Regions from separate parts of the Homo sapiens genome. Here regions 1, 2, 3 and 4 are each linked to region 5. A link is a contact called in ENCODE Hi-C or POLR2A ChIA-PET data. All regions are on one chromosome and are shown on one strand. Each heading gives the region's core, a stretch centred on a gene start or an enhancer-like site at or near the end of the contact. The rest is flanking DNA. Distances are from core to core; before and after follow the strand shown.

Region 1 (2,700 bases), core at 193-2,692, 2.4 Mb before region 5:
TAGGGACTAGATGTTGTCTGGGGAGACTCTAGTTCTAGTTCAGTCATTCACAATCTGTGTGACTTTCAGCAGGCCTTTTAATCTTTTTGTTTCTTAGCTTCTTCATTTTAAAATAAATCTTGCCAATTCCAACTTACACGGTTACAAATTAAAAATGAGACAACTGTGGAAGTGCTGAACAAAACGCCAGGTGGTGGAGGTGGTAGGAGGGGCGCTTAGCTCCAAGCGAAGACATATTTGTCTTAGTCTGCTCTGGCTGCCATAACAAAATATCACAGAGTGGTTTAAGCAAAAAAATGTATTTCTCATAGTTCCGGAGCCTGGAAATCTGAGATCAGGGTGCCAGCATGGTCAGGTTCTGTTGAGGGCTTTGTTTCTGGCTTGCAGATGGCCGCCTTCTTGCTGTACCCTCACATGGCAGAGGAGAGAGCGAGCTCCTAAAGACCCTATTTCCAGATATAGTCACATTAGGGGTTAGAGCTTCAACACATATGAATTTTGGGGAAGCATATCCATTCCACAGCAATGCTGAAGGAGATTCATCAGCACATAGCCCTTCAGTCCTGTTCCCACCTCCTACAGCTTGCAAATCTGAAGCACCCCACCAACTCCGTATTGCAACTACAGTAATCATGACTTGTATACCAATTTATAGATGTTTCAATAACTAAAGCATTTGTATAACATATCCTATGGCTTACGAAGAATATTTCATACAGTCTAATCTCATTTTCACAACTATCATCTCACAGATGAGAAAAGCAAGGCCCCAATGGCCAGCCCAATCTTATTTCCAGGTCCTTTAACTGTATACCTTCAAACTCTTTAGGCCACACCAAAGTACTCGGTTGTAACCACTTCAAAGAAAACAGGGCTCTAAGAGCTGGTGAAGTCTAAACTCTTCAGTTCCTCCACTGTGACCACAGCTGACCGTCTTTACTTGTTCTATTCGCTCCCATATGAATCCTTTCTTTGTGCTCTAGAATTTTATGGAGTGGAAAATATATATGGAACGAGACAACATTCTTAGAGGAAAGGACTTTACAAATGCGAAGTATTAATATTTTGTTTGATATGGGCACTATTTTCAAAGGACCCTGCATACTTTCTGTGTTTCTTTGGGATGCCCTGCCCACCCAGGACAACTGAAGGAGCCGCTCTGGTTTTAATTGCAGCAATTCACCAGACAGTTTAGAACTTTCTACGTGCCAGGGCCTCTGTCCCCTGCAAAAGCTCACATTCCAAACAAGTCAGGTGTAGGCTCCGCTCCTAGAGAGGGACGGTGTGAACAGAGCTAACTGGGTCGGCCTCTCTCCTTCCGACCTCCTACTCCCCTCCCAACACCTCCTCGCCCAGAACGTCTCAATTCTGACCCAGACACCCTGGGAGGCCGAGAGGCTCCTTTTGGATCTGCAATACACCCTCCTCACCACAACCAACAGACAAAACGCGCGAGTGCCGTGCAAGGTGGAAACCCTTCCCTCCGGGGGGCGATCGCCCCAGTAGGGTGAAGCAGGCCTCTTTGTTCACGGGATGCCTCGCTAGCAAGCCGGCGGCGGGGGCGTTCCCTGGACCGTGAGACCCCGGCTCCCGAGGACGCCTCCCGTGCCGCCGCTTCCCTCAAGCCCAGTGCCGCCAGCGGCCAGAGCTCCGGATTCCTGCCGCCCCCAGCCCACCGGCAAGAGCTGGCTTCATTTTCCCAGTCCCCCTTTCATCTGGCCGCACAGGCAGAGCACCGTCCGCTAAGGTCTCCTCCCATCCCAGCAGGAAGGGCGGGGAGACCCGCGGAGGATTTAAAGGGGCGCGGAGGTCAGGAGGGCTGGGGGCGGCTCCGCGGAGAAAATGGGGCGCGCTCGTCCTCTCCCGCAGCCTCGGCCGCCGCGAAGCTTCCTCCCAGCTCCCGCCTTTCCGGGCCCGGCGGGCCGAGGGGGAAGGGAGGCTTCCTGCGCCGGCGCCCGCGGCTGCCCCAGTGAGGTCCCGCCCGAGAGCAGGCCCAGGCGGGGGCTGGGCGCGCGGCGCGGCGCTGCGGGCTGGAGGGCGGGGGCGGGGCCCGCCGCTTTTAGAGTCACCTCCCGCGCGCCGCGGCCGCCGTTGCCAGGGTGACCGGGGGAGCTCCGTTGTGGGGAGGCGGCCGCGGCGGGTACCGGTGGGCGGAGCTCAGCGGGCGGGGCGGGGCGGGGCGGGGGCGGGGGGAGCTTCCTCGTCGTCATGGGAACGGCGCAGTTATTTCCAGCCCCCGGGCCGTGCCAGTGGCGCGGTGCCAGGATGCGAGAGTATTGCAGGACAGCGGCAATCTGCTGCGACCTGGGACATAACAATGCGCCCCTTCTGCAGCGCTGGGCCCGCCGGCGAGAGGTCTCGCTGGTCTGAGGGGCTGGGGCCGCCCCCGCGCGTCGTGTCTCCTCTCGGCGCTCTTCGGCTCGGAGCCTGGCGGCTCAGCGCGCTCCCGGCTGCACGTGCTGCCCCCGCCGCCGCCCACGCCAGACAAAGCGGGGCCCTCCCGGGCGTGTTTCCTAGGCGCCCCCTTCCCTCGATGAACCCTTTGATTTCTTCCTTCTTCTCTCTCACTTCGTTCCAGCCCCCTCAACTGCCTCCTGGAGCGCCTTTTTTGTGTGCTCGCCATCTCACGTTTGGCCCTCTCTCCAAAGCTCTGCCTTCACGAACGCCTCCATTTGACCTTCCCCCTCCGCCACTCTCTGG
Region 2 (2,769 bases), core at 154-2,653, 2.4 Mb before region 5:
ACAGGTAATGCTATTGAGCCATCACATCCTCTGGAGATTGTGAATTGGTCATGATCAAGCCCACTCTTCACTGGTATTTTTCCTAAATAAATTCATTGCTTGACCAACCCCGGGGCAGGATCAGGCCCAGGGTTCCACATGGACTCCAAGAAAGCAGTGCTTAGTTTTCTCATTCAGATTGTGGCTGAGAAGTTGTCATTTATCGTCTGTACAATAACGCAGATGTGTATGTGACTTCCCCCTTTTCAGCAGTGGAGACACTGAAGCGGCCTGAGGTTATTTACCCAGAGTCCTCAGGCAGGTCTGTGGTGGAGCTTCGGTGGAACTAACTGGAAGTGACTCCATGTTTCCAGTCCAGGACCCTGGGCAACCCCGTGGTAATTGTGTCCTGATATACTTATAAGGACCAGTAGATGGACTAAGTTGTTGACTGACCAGAAAATTCTGGAACTCCCTAGCACTATATTTTTACCTTGACACGAAATGAAATTATGACATCATCATGGGAACACAGGACTTCTTTCTTTTTATTTTCAGAACTTGCTCGATTTTTCCAAGGGTGGACTGGTCAGTCCTTGTAATGGAAAAATGGAAATGGAAAAAAAAAAGGAAAAAAAAATCATTGTGGAGAACCTGTAACATCTTCCATTTAACTTATTTGATAACTGGGTTTGTTCTAGAATCTAGAGAACAAAGTGAAAGATGCCAGCTTTAGAGGACAACCAATAACTTTGTATCTAGACACGATTCCTTGAAAAGAAGCCAAAAACCTAGGCAAAAACTTTTAGAATCCCCCTTTTCTTTGGGGTTAGAACTGACAGCTGCTAAGAGTGTATGTGACTCTAGCGGGGAAAGCGGCTCATCCAAAAATAATGATTGCCAAATACTTTGCAGTAATACTATTTGTTATCCAGGGGTGTCCTCCGCCGCGTATGGCCACCATCTCTATTTTTGCCAGGGTTGAGGGGGGTCGCTTACAGGTGTGGCCGGCCTGGAAACGGTGGTGTGGCTGGTGAGGGCGGAGTCGATCAGGGAAGGATCAGGACTTTATGGCAGAACAGAGTCCACCACCGTGTTCGGAAGAAAGTTCGAATATTTTGTTCGCTTTGGTTCCGGCAAGCCATCGCACAAGCCAGAATCTGTAACTCCAAACAGTAGCGCTCTCGAGCACCGTCCCGAACATTCACTCCCCACGGGCCTGGTCTGCGGCCGCAAGCCGTCGCCCCCTTTAAGAGCCTGCTCCGCGGGACTAACGTTCGAACGGGCCCTGGCGCCCCTCCTCGGGCTCCGATTGGCCGTGCGCGGCGCACGAGGGCGCGCCGGCCAGCCCCGGAACGGTTGGCGGCCCTTCGTGATTGGCGGTCGAGAAGCCTATATAAGGCGCGGGGCAGCCAGGCTGCCCTGTTTAGCGACCGGACCCGAAACGGGGAAGTTGTCTTGTTTGGAGAGGTTAGTAGAGCAGCGCGCGCGTCACCAGAGTCGTTTCTCTTCGGAGTCTTAGGTGATCGAGGGTGTGCCCAGGGGGCGGACTTGTTTGCGCCTCCCGTTCCCTCCCAATTTCCAAACGTGTCACCCCGGCGCCGACGGCCCTGTGCAGGGGAAGCAGATGGAGTTCAAGCTGGAGGCTCATCGCATCGTCAGCATCTCTCTGGGCAAGATCTACAACTCGCGGGTCCAGCGCGGCGGCATCAAGCTGCATAAGAACCTCCTGGTCTCGCTGGTGCTGCGCAGCGCCCGCCAAGTCTACCTGAGCGACCCGTGCCCCGGCCTCTACCTGGCCGGTCCCGCTGGGACCCCGGCGCCGCCACCGCAGCAGCAGCCCGGGGAGCCGGCGGCCGGGCCACCCGCCGGCTGGGGAGAGCCGCCCCCGCCCGCCGCTCGTGCCTCTTGGCCGGAGACCGAGCCGCAGCCGGAGCGCTCCTCCGTCTCAGACGCGCCGCGGGTAGGGGACGAGGTGCCGGTGGCCACGGTGACTGGAGTCGGGGACGTTTTTCAGGGCGGAGAGGCGGACGCGACGGAAGCTGCCTGGAGCCGCGTGGAGGGGCCGCGCCAGGCGGCGGCCAGAGAAGCCGAGGGTACCGCCGGAGGCTGGGGCGTCTTCCCCGAGGTATCTCGTGCCGCGCGCCGCCCCTGCGGCTGCCCCCTAGGCGGGGAGGACCCGCCGGGTACACCGGCCGCGACCCCCCGCGCTGCCTGCTGCTGCGCGCCGCAACCAGCGGAGGACGAGCCCCCCGCGCCGCCCGCGGTGTGCCCCAGGAAGCGCTGCGCGGCGGGGGTGGGCGGCGGCCCAGCGGGCTGCCCGGCGCCCGGCTCGACCCCGCTCAAGAAGCCCCGCCGGAACTTAGAGCAGCCGCCGAGTGGAGGAGAGGACGACGACGCGGAGGAGATGGAGACCGGGAACGTGGCTAACCTCATCAGCATCTTCGGTTCCAGTTTCTCGGGACTCCTACGGAAAAGCCCCGGGGGCGGCAGAGAGGAAGAGGAGGGAGAGGAGAGCGGTCCGGAAGCCGCCGAGCCCGGGCAGATCTGCTGCGATAAGCCGGTGCTGAGAGACATGAACCCCTGGAGCACAGCCATCGTGGCCTTCTGAGCCCTTGGCCCCCCTGCGGGGAGGAGGTGGAGCAGCGGGCGTCCCCGAAGTGAGGGCCAGGCCCTTCCCGGCTGCGAGGACGCCCAGAGACCGCGGGCGCTGAGCGCGTTGGGCAGACTGGTTGCCTCTGGGCATCGCAAACTGCCCCCGGGCGCATCTGGCTTATCTGGAGACCTGGG
Region 3 (2,850 bases), core at 289-2,788, 2.4 Mb before region 5:
ACATATTACCAGTAAATTTACAACTCAGCATTTTCCCATCTAAATTAGAGTAAGGTGAAGAAAAAAAACTTTCCAGGGAAATATTAAGAAGTAGTATAAATGTATTTTACTGCATAATCGATAAAGTATTTCACCTAAAATACCATTTAAATTTTCTACAACACTTGACTATACAACGGCCAGCTTGCACCACTACAGAAATAGGAAGCTAGCAGCAACTAGTAAAAAGCAAGGGACATTCTGTGGTGATCAGTACTGACCTGGGAACTTTGCAGTTTTCAGATTTTTCATGTTTGACATTTAAAACAGAAAACTGACAAGTTTCTAATAAGAAACTAAAAGTTACATCAGAATTGATCTTCTTGCATGTGTTTAATGGCTACGAAGTGGATATTACAAAGTGCAGTTGAAGACTCTATCTCCAAAGAAACAATCGAGCAATCAAAGATGAGCTAGGATAGCTTGTAAGGGAACAGAAGGCAGTCCTTTCTATTCTGAAAGGCAGAAGAAATAGGAGAAACCTGTCAAACAACCTGGATGAAATCAAGGAGTTAACAAGCAACACTCATTTCCTTTAGCACTGTGAGAAAATTCCGGTTGCTAATAGAAAGCTGAGGAAAGTTTGGTTTGGCTTGTTTCATTTTGTTTTCCTTCCAAATCATCACTGAGTATGAACGACTGCTTTCCTCTCCTCACATTACTCAGTAAAAACTCCCCCATTGAATTGTCTTCCGGTGCCCTGCTCCCCAGCCTCCCAGAACGGCCCCCGCCCCCGCCTCCCTCCCAGCAAACGTGCTCAGACGCCTCTGGGCTTGTTGTGGTCTCGCCAGTCTGCGGACAAGCGCTCCAAACTCAATGGACAATGGAGCTCACCCCCGTCAACGCGAACTACAAAGCTCAGGAGGGCCATTTCCCTTTTCCTGCCCAGATGCTGTTTTCGCTCCTTCGAAGCAAGATCCCATGCTCGACTAGACGGCCAGTGTGCGCCAGGACCCGCGTGTCTCCTTCCCCACCTGCAGAGCTGCTGAGCCCCTCGGCCCCCAAATAAATTGTACCGCAGCACACAGGCCAAAAAGGGCCCCCCACCACCAGGGGCTTGGCTGGGGACAGTGGCTTCACGGTCCAGGTAGGGATGGAGGGAACGTCTCTTGACGCTTGGTCATGGCCCTCAAGACTAAGCCGTCTCCACTGTTCCCCCTCCCCAGCTCCAACTTGCCTCCCCTCCCCCCACTGCGAGAAGACCTAGGAGGTGCGGGCAGGCAGCACCGCCACCTCTTCCTCCGGTGGAGCGCTCGGCCGACACTCACCCTTTCACCACAAAGAAGGGGTCCTCCATGGACATGGCGTCCCGGCCCCGGCCGCCTTCACCTCCTCCGCGCACAGGGCGCCCGTGCCTCCCGGTCTCCCTCCGCCCACCCCGCCTGTTCCCGCAGCTGCCCGCGCCTTAGTCTGGGTGAAGCCGAGCAGCGGGCACGCGCACAGGCCAGGTGCACAGGACGGCCGCTGGTCCAGCACTCGCTCAGCACCACTGGCCGAATCCCGGACTCGGGCGCCGGCCCCCTCGGCAGCCTCCAGTCCCGGCTCCTCCCGAAGCGTCGGAGGGCCTGACCCCACCCCCGGGACCCTCGGCCGCGGCCAATCACGAACGCCGCCTGAAACACGACTTCCGCACCCCGCTCACGTGACCAGGGCATATATCTCTCTCTCTCTCTCTCTCTCCTCTCTCTCCTCTCTCTCCTCTCTCTCCTCTCTCTCCTCTCTCTCCTCTCTCTCCTCTCTCTCTCTCTCTCTCTCTCTCTCTCTCTCTCTCTCTCCCCCCCCCCCCAGTGGGCGGGGCTTACGCCTGCGTCCCTCGGCCCTGGAGGCGGAGCCCTCGGGGCGGTGGAGGTGGGCGGGCTTCTACAGCCCTCTCCTCAAGCTTGAGGGTGAGGAGTGGCTTGTTCCCTCAGAACTAGGCAGTCGGCTTTTCAGGATAAGCTGTAGTTGTACCTGATTTGCAAAATCCTCTTACCTTTCCTCTACTTTTAATACTTAATTTTGACAGTATGTAATTTATAAATCTATCTGGTCCTCGACTTAAAATGAAGCATAGTATCTGATTATAATGTTACACAGATCCTTTAAGTAGGTCTTGCTTTGTGTTGGACAGTGTGCTAAAGGTTGTGTATGCATCATCTCAGTATCCTTTGGGGGAAAGTATTATTCCCCCCTCCCCCTTTTTGGGGGGCAGGGTCTCTCTCTGTCACCCTGGCTGGAGTGTAGTGGCACAATCACAGCTCACTGCACCCTTGACCTCCTGGGCTCAAGCGATCCTCCGGCCTCAGCCTCCCGAGTAGCTGGGACTACAGGTGAGCGCCACCACGCCCGGCTAATTTTTAAATTTTTTATAGAGATGGGGCTCTCAGTATATTTCCTAGGCTGGCCTTGAACACCTGAGCTCACATGATCCTCCTGCCTCTGCCTCCCAAAGTGGTGGGATTATGGGCGTGAGCCACCACACCATCCATTTTTCTCATTTTGTAGATAAGAAAATAAGTTCAGAGAGGCTTGAAGACTTCCTGTAGTCACACAGCCTGGACAGGGCAGAACTGCAGATTCTGTGCACTTTCCACCAGATGGGGTGTACTTTCTGTTGCTGTACATTCTGCAAATAACCATGTAAAGTAATTTTTCATACAGCATATGGTGCTTCCCAGGAGAGCACACCTTCGAGGAATAAAGAAGGGGCCAGGTATGACAACTTCCTCTCACTGTGGTTCAAGAGCTATTCGAGAAAACATTTTGCCCAGAACCATTAACCAACTCATATGCTAGATATGCTATGAAATTTGTGGATGGGGATTGTGGACT
Region 4 (2,904 bases), core at 182-2,681, 2.8 Mb before region 5:
AAAGCCAGAAAGACTCATAGTCTATGCCTATTTTCCATCTTGTGTCATCCCTCTCCTGGGGAAATGATTGCAGAATCCCTATTGGCATGAATTAAGGGGAAGAGAAAGGGGAAAAAAGTACATGGAGAAAAAAAGACAACAGCAGAGAATGATATCTCAGAGCACTGCTCCAGGCATAGCAGTTCCCTAGTAAATCTTGAAATCTCATCAAAATTGTGAGGGTTAGGCTGAGCAAGGTGGCTCATGCCTGTAATTCCAGCACTTTAGGAGGCCTAGGTGGGAGGACTGTTTTAGCTCAGGAGCTCAAGACCAGCCTGGGCAACATAGCAAGACCCACATCTCTCCCAAAAATAAACAAAAAAATTAGTTTGGCATAATGGCATGTGCCTGTAGTCCCAGCTACTCAGGGGGCTGAGGTGGGAGGATGGCTCACAAACCTATGTGAGGTAAGGCTGCAGTGAACCATGATGGTGTGACTGCACTCCAGCCTGGGCAACAAAGCGAGACCAAAAAAAAAAATGTTAGAATCAAGGGACAAAGTACATGTAAGAGGTTTAGAATAGCACTTGGTACAGGAACAGTGAGTGCTCAATAAATTATTATTAGGTCTCCTCCACCCAGGGTAGGACCTGGGTTTCTGTCCTGAATTGGGACTTCCAAGACAATCACTCCCACACTCAATGTAGTACAGAGCTCTGTGAGTGATCTCTGCCCATGTTCCCCAGGGACACTTCAGCCTGGGTGCTGGGCCTGTTTCCGGTTTTACTGGGGTGGGCTTAGAGCTGTACTTCTACGGGGTTCTCTTTCCTCTCAACGTTGGTTTCCCTCCCAACCCTCACCCCCAACCCCAGGAAGCTCAGTTTACAAGTGCGGTCGGTACCCTCATTTGGTGTTTTTATTGGCTTTTCTGATAGCCCCTGGACTAGACAATTACATTGAAATTCAGAAGCAGCATGCACTTTTTGGCATTGATGTCTTTAATTAAATTCAATAAGCACTTATTGAGCACCTAGAGTGTGTAAAATACTGTTCCTTTAAATACATTTAGTCCTGAACTGTTTTAGCTTCTTAGTTTGGATTAGTGCTGATCCATTTCTTAAAGGTTTTATGAAGCATAAATATCAAAATGGAAAAATATTTGCACAGTTCTTTGTAAATATAAACGTCTTGTGTGGATTATTGTTGCTACAGTATTAATATTAACTGCAGTAACAACACTGCTGCTTCCCAGACAGGCGGTAGAAAGCAGCTGTAGGCCAACAGGAGCCAGACTGAAGAGATCCAGGGAGGTGCCTCCAGCACGTACGGCCCACAAGGGGCGGAGTCTTAAGAAGCGTACCCAAGCCCCACCCCTTACAGCACCCCCTTCGTCAGGGCGGTGTAGGCGGTTACCATGGCGATGACGTCCAGAGGGCGGGGAGGGGCGGGGCTATGGAGAGGAGGAGGAAGATGGCGGGCGGGCTGCTCTGAAGAGACCTCGGCGGCGGCGGAGGAGGAGAGAAGCGCAGCGCCGCGCCGCGCCGGGGCCCATGTGGGGAGGAGTCGGAGTCGCTGTTGCCGCCGCCGCCTGTAGCTGCTGGACCCGAGTGGGAGTGAGGGGGAAACGGCAGGATGAAGTTCGCCGAGCACCTCTCCGCGCACATCACTCCCGAGTGGAGGAAGCAATACATCCAGTATGAGGTACCGGCACGGCTGGGGTGTGGGAGGACTCGGAGGGGCCACCATCTCGCCAGTCCTGACGTCCACCGCCGCCTTCCGCTTCAGCTGGCTCCCTGTGCCCGGGCAGACTTTGACCCGCTGCCGCGGGGAGCCACTGCGGCATCCCCGCCGCGGCCGGCCGCCTCCCGGCTCCGCTGTCCTTCCCCTCCCCCGCAGCCCCGCTGCCGCCGGGGTAACGGATATGCAGGCGGAGGGCCGGGAGGAAAGGCGCTGCCCGGGCCGGGGCCGGGGCCGGGGAACGGTGGGAGGGTGAGCTGCAGGTGGGGGAGTCACGGTGCGAGGGCAGCCCCGGGTCGCGGCTGTTCCGCGCTAATCCCCTTCTCCCCACTCGCCCTGACCTCTCGTCCCCACCCTGGGCGAGCGCCCCCTCGCCAAGGTTAGGTCTTGTTTCTCTCTCTACACCTCTCACCAAGGAATCCTTGTCTTCCAAGAGAAGCCCCTCCAGTGATTTCCTTCATTCCAAAGAGCCCTTCGGCTTTTTCCCACTTGCCCACTGTTGACAAAGGCTTTGTAACGGGGTTGAAACTTGACTTAAGTGTGTATCACATATGTAGTGGTTATAGTTTTTGTAAACACGTTGTAATCAACTATTCTGCTTTGATAATAAGACTCTTTTTACTGATTGCATGAAGTCTACAGAGTAATAACATCTTTGTTTTTGCCTCTTGTTTTGGAATGGAGGGAAGAGAAAGGAGAGAAGAGAATTATTAACATTTTTTTATTTTCTGCTAAGTTTTTGCTAGCTGGGGAGAAAATTAGTATATTGTAAACAATATACCTTACCTGTGTATTACAGAAATCATGCTCCCCATTCCCTCCCAATTTCTGTGCTAACACTGCTGGAAGGTATTTAATAGATAATAAGGAACCTTACATTAATAAAGGGAAAAATAAAGATAATGAACCCATTTATATGTTCAGAAGACAAGATACCTAAGAGGCTTTAAGCATTGCAATAGGTTATTCTCAGTAGCTGGCAATTCAGCTCCTGGATAGAGAAAGACAGACTTATCTGTAACCTCCAGGAATTCACATCTGTTTTGTGTGCAGGAACAAAGAATATAAAATCAATATGAACACACATAACTTAGCTAGATTTTATGAATTAAACTATTTTAGTTCTCCATTTAATTTTTATATAAGTTTAGTGATAGGAGGTTTGGGCAATAGCAGTGAGTGTATTTA
Region 5 (2,752 bases), core at 45-2,544:
GATAGCTCCTTAAGTGACTCCACAATACGAACCGAAAATATAACTTGTAAAACGTCAATTTCTTCAAGTCATGGATGATGAATTTTCCAGCTATTTCTCATACACTTCATATTATTATTGACTTCGTTCTTTATTTCAGCTTTTTGGCCCGAAACCTGACACAAAACACACATAATAAATATCCAAAAAGATTTGTTCTAAGAATGAAACTTCTTTTCCTAGACTCCTTTCACCAGACAGATGTATCTAGGGTTCGTTCTTCTTGATCCTCTTTTATCCGATGTTTTCCTCTCTAACTCAACGACACAGAATGACGACTTTTAAAACACTGCAGACCCGTGAGAAGAGAAAGGTTGCAGAGCAGGGAGGAACTTGGAGGTCTGCCTTTAATAATCAAGCAGGATCCCCACTGCGGGGTGCCTATCAGAGTGATGGCGCTAGTCAGCCTTCCGGCTTGTCCCCGGCTTAAATGATAGAAAACCACGTGTTAGCCTTCTAGGATGTGTTCCCACCCTCACCCTGGCCTCCTCGCGGCAGGCTCGCGACAGCTAGGTCAGGAGGGAGTACGCGGGTGGGGTGGATTTGGGGGAGGGGTCGACTCGCCAGAAGTCGGCTATCCCCGTCGGCAGGGAAGGCATCGCGGCTGTCGTGTGCCGCTCTCCTCCCTCAGGGACCCCGTCCAGGCGGGATCCCGCCTCCCAGAGCCCAAGGCAGTTGTGGGGAAACCCCTTGCCCTTCCTCGCCGCTTGGCGCTGTCGCCTCGCCCTCCCGACTCCAGCCCGCCGCCCGCCAGCCTCCAGGCCATGCATCCTCTTCGCAGGCCCAGCCCTCTCCACGCCCGGCTCTGAGAGGAAACTACGGAGGTGGTTCCCGCTCGCAGGCGGGTGGAAAAGCCCATGGTGAATGCCTCGGGGTGTCCCCCCAGTTGCTGTGGGAAGTGGGAAGGGAGGAGGAAGTGGACTTCACCACCGGGGAGAACTATATCGATTCCTAACTTGGGGGAGGCCTTTAGATGGAAGGGAAGCCAACGGGGAACCCTGGGTGGTTTCCTGGGAATCCATTGGCCAAGGGGAGGGTGACCCTGTCCGCACACATCGGTTACTATGACAATATAACCACAGCCTCCAGTTGCCATGGCAGCTGCCTATCCAATCCGATTGTCTTCTCTTCCTCTCCGGGCCCCACCTTATCCCCTCCAAGAGTCTCCCAGCGTGCATGGGGAGGGGCTGCAGCGAAGAGGAGAGGGGGTCCTTCGAGTCACTCTCTACGCGCGAGGGAAGACAGGCGTTGAGGGACTGCTGGGAGGAACTGTAGGAGGAAGGGGCGGCGTTTCCGGTGGGGAAGAGTGGAGGCGTGCAAAAAGGAAGAGGGAAATCGGCAGGAGTGATAAGAAGGGGGAAGACTTTGAGTGTAACTCCCGTTCTTTTGGCCTGGGTGTTCCCGGTGGTGGGATTGGGATTGCCCCCTTGCGCGGGAGGAGAAGGGTGGATTGGCAGGAAGCCGCCAAGCGCCACCAGCCGGTCTCTCAGAAGCCGCACAGGCGCCACACAGCTCGTTGATCCCAAAAGGGAGCGCTACAGAGAGGCGGAAATCACTGAGGGACAGGCGCTGCTGAAATCTCGCGAGAGGGACCCCCTCCCTCGCCCGGTCGCCGACTTCCTCTGCTTCTCCTCTTTCCCCCGCCCCTCCTCCCTCCCCCTCCCCCCCGGGTCGGAGTGTCCCTGCGCCCCACGGGCCAGAGCAGCAGCGAGAGCAGCTTTCCCCACTCCCTCCCCCTCGCCTCATTCACCCCCACCCCCCTGCCGAGCGAGGAGGAGCCGGAGGAGAGGAAGATGGCGGCGGCCGCCAGCACCCGCGGTGCCGCGGGGCCGCTCCGAGGAGCCTGAGAGACCCACGGAGGCTTCGCGGGAAGACGCGGCGGCGGCGGCGGAGGATGAGCCTGCAGAGCGCGCAGTACCTCCGGTGAGTGCCGAGGCCGGGCTGGTACGTAGGGGGAGCGGGCCGCAGGTTGGGGCATGGAGCAACAGACACCGAGGTAAGTCCGGGGTGGCGGGGGAGTTGCTGCGTCCTCTCCTCGCCGGGCAGGTCGGCGGAGACTGCAAGGGGATCTGCGGGAGGGGGCGGAACGGGTATGGGTGCCTAGCCCCTACCGCCCGGGCTGAGCTCTGGCGAAGCCGGCTCGTCCCGGTGCGAGGAGGGAGGTTGGGGAAGCGTGAGAATGTGCGCGCGCGCCCTTGGTCTCGGGTTTGCTAGCGAGGGGTGGAGAGAAACGTCCGGGGAGGCGGCGGCGACCCCGAGTGGAGGTGGGTGTGGAGGAGTCTGATCCCCGTGGCAGGGGACTCGTGGTGTGGCGTGGGATTGGTTGGAGCGATGCATGAGTAGAGGACGGGGAGGAAGTCTGCACACCTGGGGTGTTGGGGCGGGGGAACCGCGGAGGGCAGACAGGGGGAGAGGGAGACCGCAGGAAACTGGAGCTTGTTCTTCATTCTCGGGTTGGGAGTATTGAGGAATAATGTCATCTGTAGTTAGTTGGCGGTGTGGGGAGGCGTGAAGGGGAATAGATGGGGAAGTGAGGAAAGAGGGAGGCACTGTGGACAAGGTTGGGTTTTTCAGAAGAAACTGGGTTAGAATCAGTGTAGTCGGAAGATACCATTCTGAGAGTCGTGTGTATTCATTAAGAGTGGTGTAAGGAACTTGTATGTCAGAGGTAGAGTGACACATGGGAATAGTGTGTGTGTGTGCGAGATGTGTG

What was found. A loop is a pair of places that touch in the nucleus more often than their neighbours do. ChIA-PET counts read pairs that join two places held with the same protein, here RNA polymerase II (POLR2A). Pooled maps may share reads with other maps.
Region 1: a loop to region 5 is called in a map of CD4-positive, alpha-beta T cell, with 6 times the contacts of the local background. The contact joins the enhancer-like site here to the promoter of SMG7-AS1 in region 5. A Hi-C loop is called at or near these places in 2 of 168 maps with a recorded cell type or tissue (CD4-positive, alpha-beta T cell and CD4-positive, alpha-beta memory T cell), 1 of 37 single-sample maps with no recorded cell type and 8 of 50 pooled maps. POLR2A ChIA-PET finds 5 or more read pairs at or near these places in 1 of 52 experiments (activated B cell).
Region 2: a loop to region 5 is called in a map of naive thymus-derived CD4-positive, alpha-beta T cell, with 21 times the contacts of the local background. The contact joins the promoter of IER5 here to the promoter of SMG7-AS1 in region 5. A Hi-C loop is called at or near these places in 1 of 168 maps with a recorded cell type or tissue (naive thymus-derived CD4-positive, alpha-beta T cell) and 10 of 50 pooled maps. POLR2A ChIA-PET finds 5 or more read pairs at or near these places in 1 of 52 experiments (activated B cell).
Region 3: a map of CD8-positive, alpha-beta T cell shows a loop between it and region 5 (12-fold over the local background). The contact joins the promoter of STX6 here to the promoter of SMG7-AS1 in region 5. A Hi-C loop is called at or near these places in 3 of 168 maps with a recorded cell type or tissue (CD8-positive, alpha-beta T cell and HepG2) and 10 of 50 pooled maps.
Region 4: a loop to region 5 is called in a map of naive thymus-derived CD4-positive, alpha-beta T cell, with 6 times the contacts of the local background. The contact joins the promoter of XPR1 here to the promoter of SMG7-AS1 in region 5. A Hi-C loop is called at or near these places in 1 of 168 maps with a recorded cell type or tissue (naive thymus-derived CD4-positive, alpha-beta T cell), 2 of 37 single-sample maps with no recorded cell type and 9 of 50 pooled maps.

The regions. Positions count from the first base shown.
Region 1 is chr1:181,103,334-181,106,033 of GRCh38, forward strand. No RefSeq gene overlaps it. Among named protein-coding and RNA genes, the nearest start is that of IER5, 16 kb to the left of the region's middle. RefSeq lists silencers at 1,607-1,666, 1,687-2,176, 2,437-2,486 and an enhancer at 2,020-2,700. Within about 2 kb of position 1,443, at least 29 of the 41 ENCODE cell types and tissues checked have a DNase peak (open chromatin) inside an H3K27ac peak, as active enhancers do; they include CD4-positive, alpha-beta T cell, where a contact is called at or near this core.
Region 2 is chr1:181,087,297-181,090,065 of GRCh38, forward strand. It overlaps IER5 (immediate early response 5), which reads left to right and starts at 1,404. Exons shown (of 1, transcript NM_016545.5): 1 at 1,404-2,769. The coding sequence starts at 1,607. The coding sequence ends at 2,590. LOC124904465 (a long non-coding RNA gene) reads right to left here and starts at 1,205. Exons shown (of 2, transcript XR_007066762.1): 1 at 979-1,205; 2 at 501-574. RefSeq lists silencers at 1,183-1,452, 1,763-1,922, 2,123-2,342 and an enhancer at 2,733-2,769.
Region 3 is chr1:181,021,332-181,024,181 of GRCh38, forward strand. It overlaps STX6 (syntaxin 6), which reads right to left and starts at 1,539. Exons shown (of 8, transcript NM_005819.6): 1 at 1,308-1,539. The coding sequence starts at 1,342. RefSeq lists an enhancer at 1,279-2,062 and silencers at 1,471-1,600, 1,721-1,820.
Region 4 is chr1:180,630,591-180,633,494 of GRCh38, forward strand. XPR1 (xenotropic and polytropic retrovirus receptor 1) reads left to right here and starts at 1,432. Exons shown (of 15, transcript NM_004736.4): 1 at 1,432-1,680. The coding sequence starts at 1,612. RefSeq lists enhancers at 1,296-1,796, 1,797-2,297 and a silencer at 1,792-2,171.
Region 5 is chr1:183,470,688-183,473,439 of GRCh38, forward strand. SMG7-AS1 (SMG7 antisense RNA 1) reads right to left here and starts at 1,295. Exons shown (of 5, transcript NR_040063.1): 1 at 33-1,295. It overlaps SMG7 (SMG7 nonsense mediated mRNA decay factor), which reads left to right and starts at 1,812. Exons shown (of 23, transcript NM_001375584.1): 1 at 1,812-1,962. The coding sequence starts at 1,934. RefSeq lists an enhancer at 863-1,494 and a silencer at 1,650-1,799.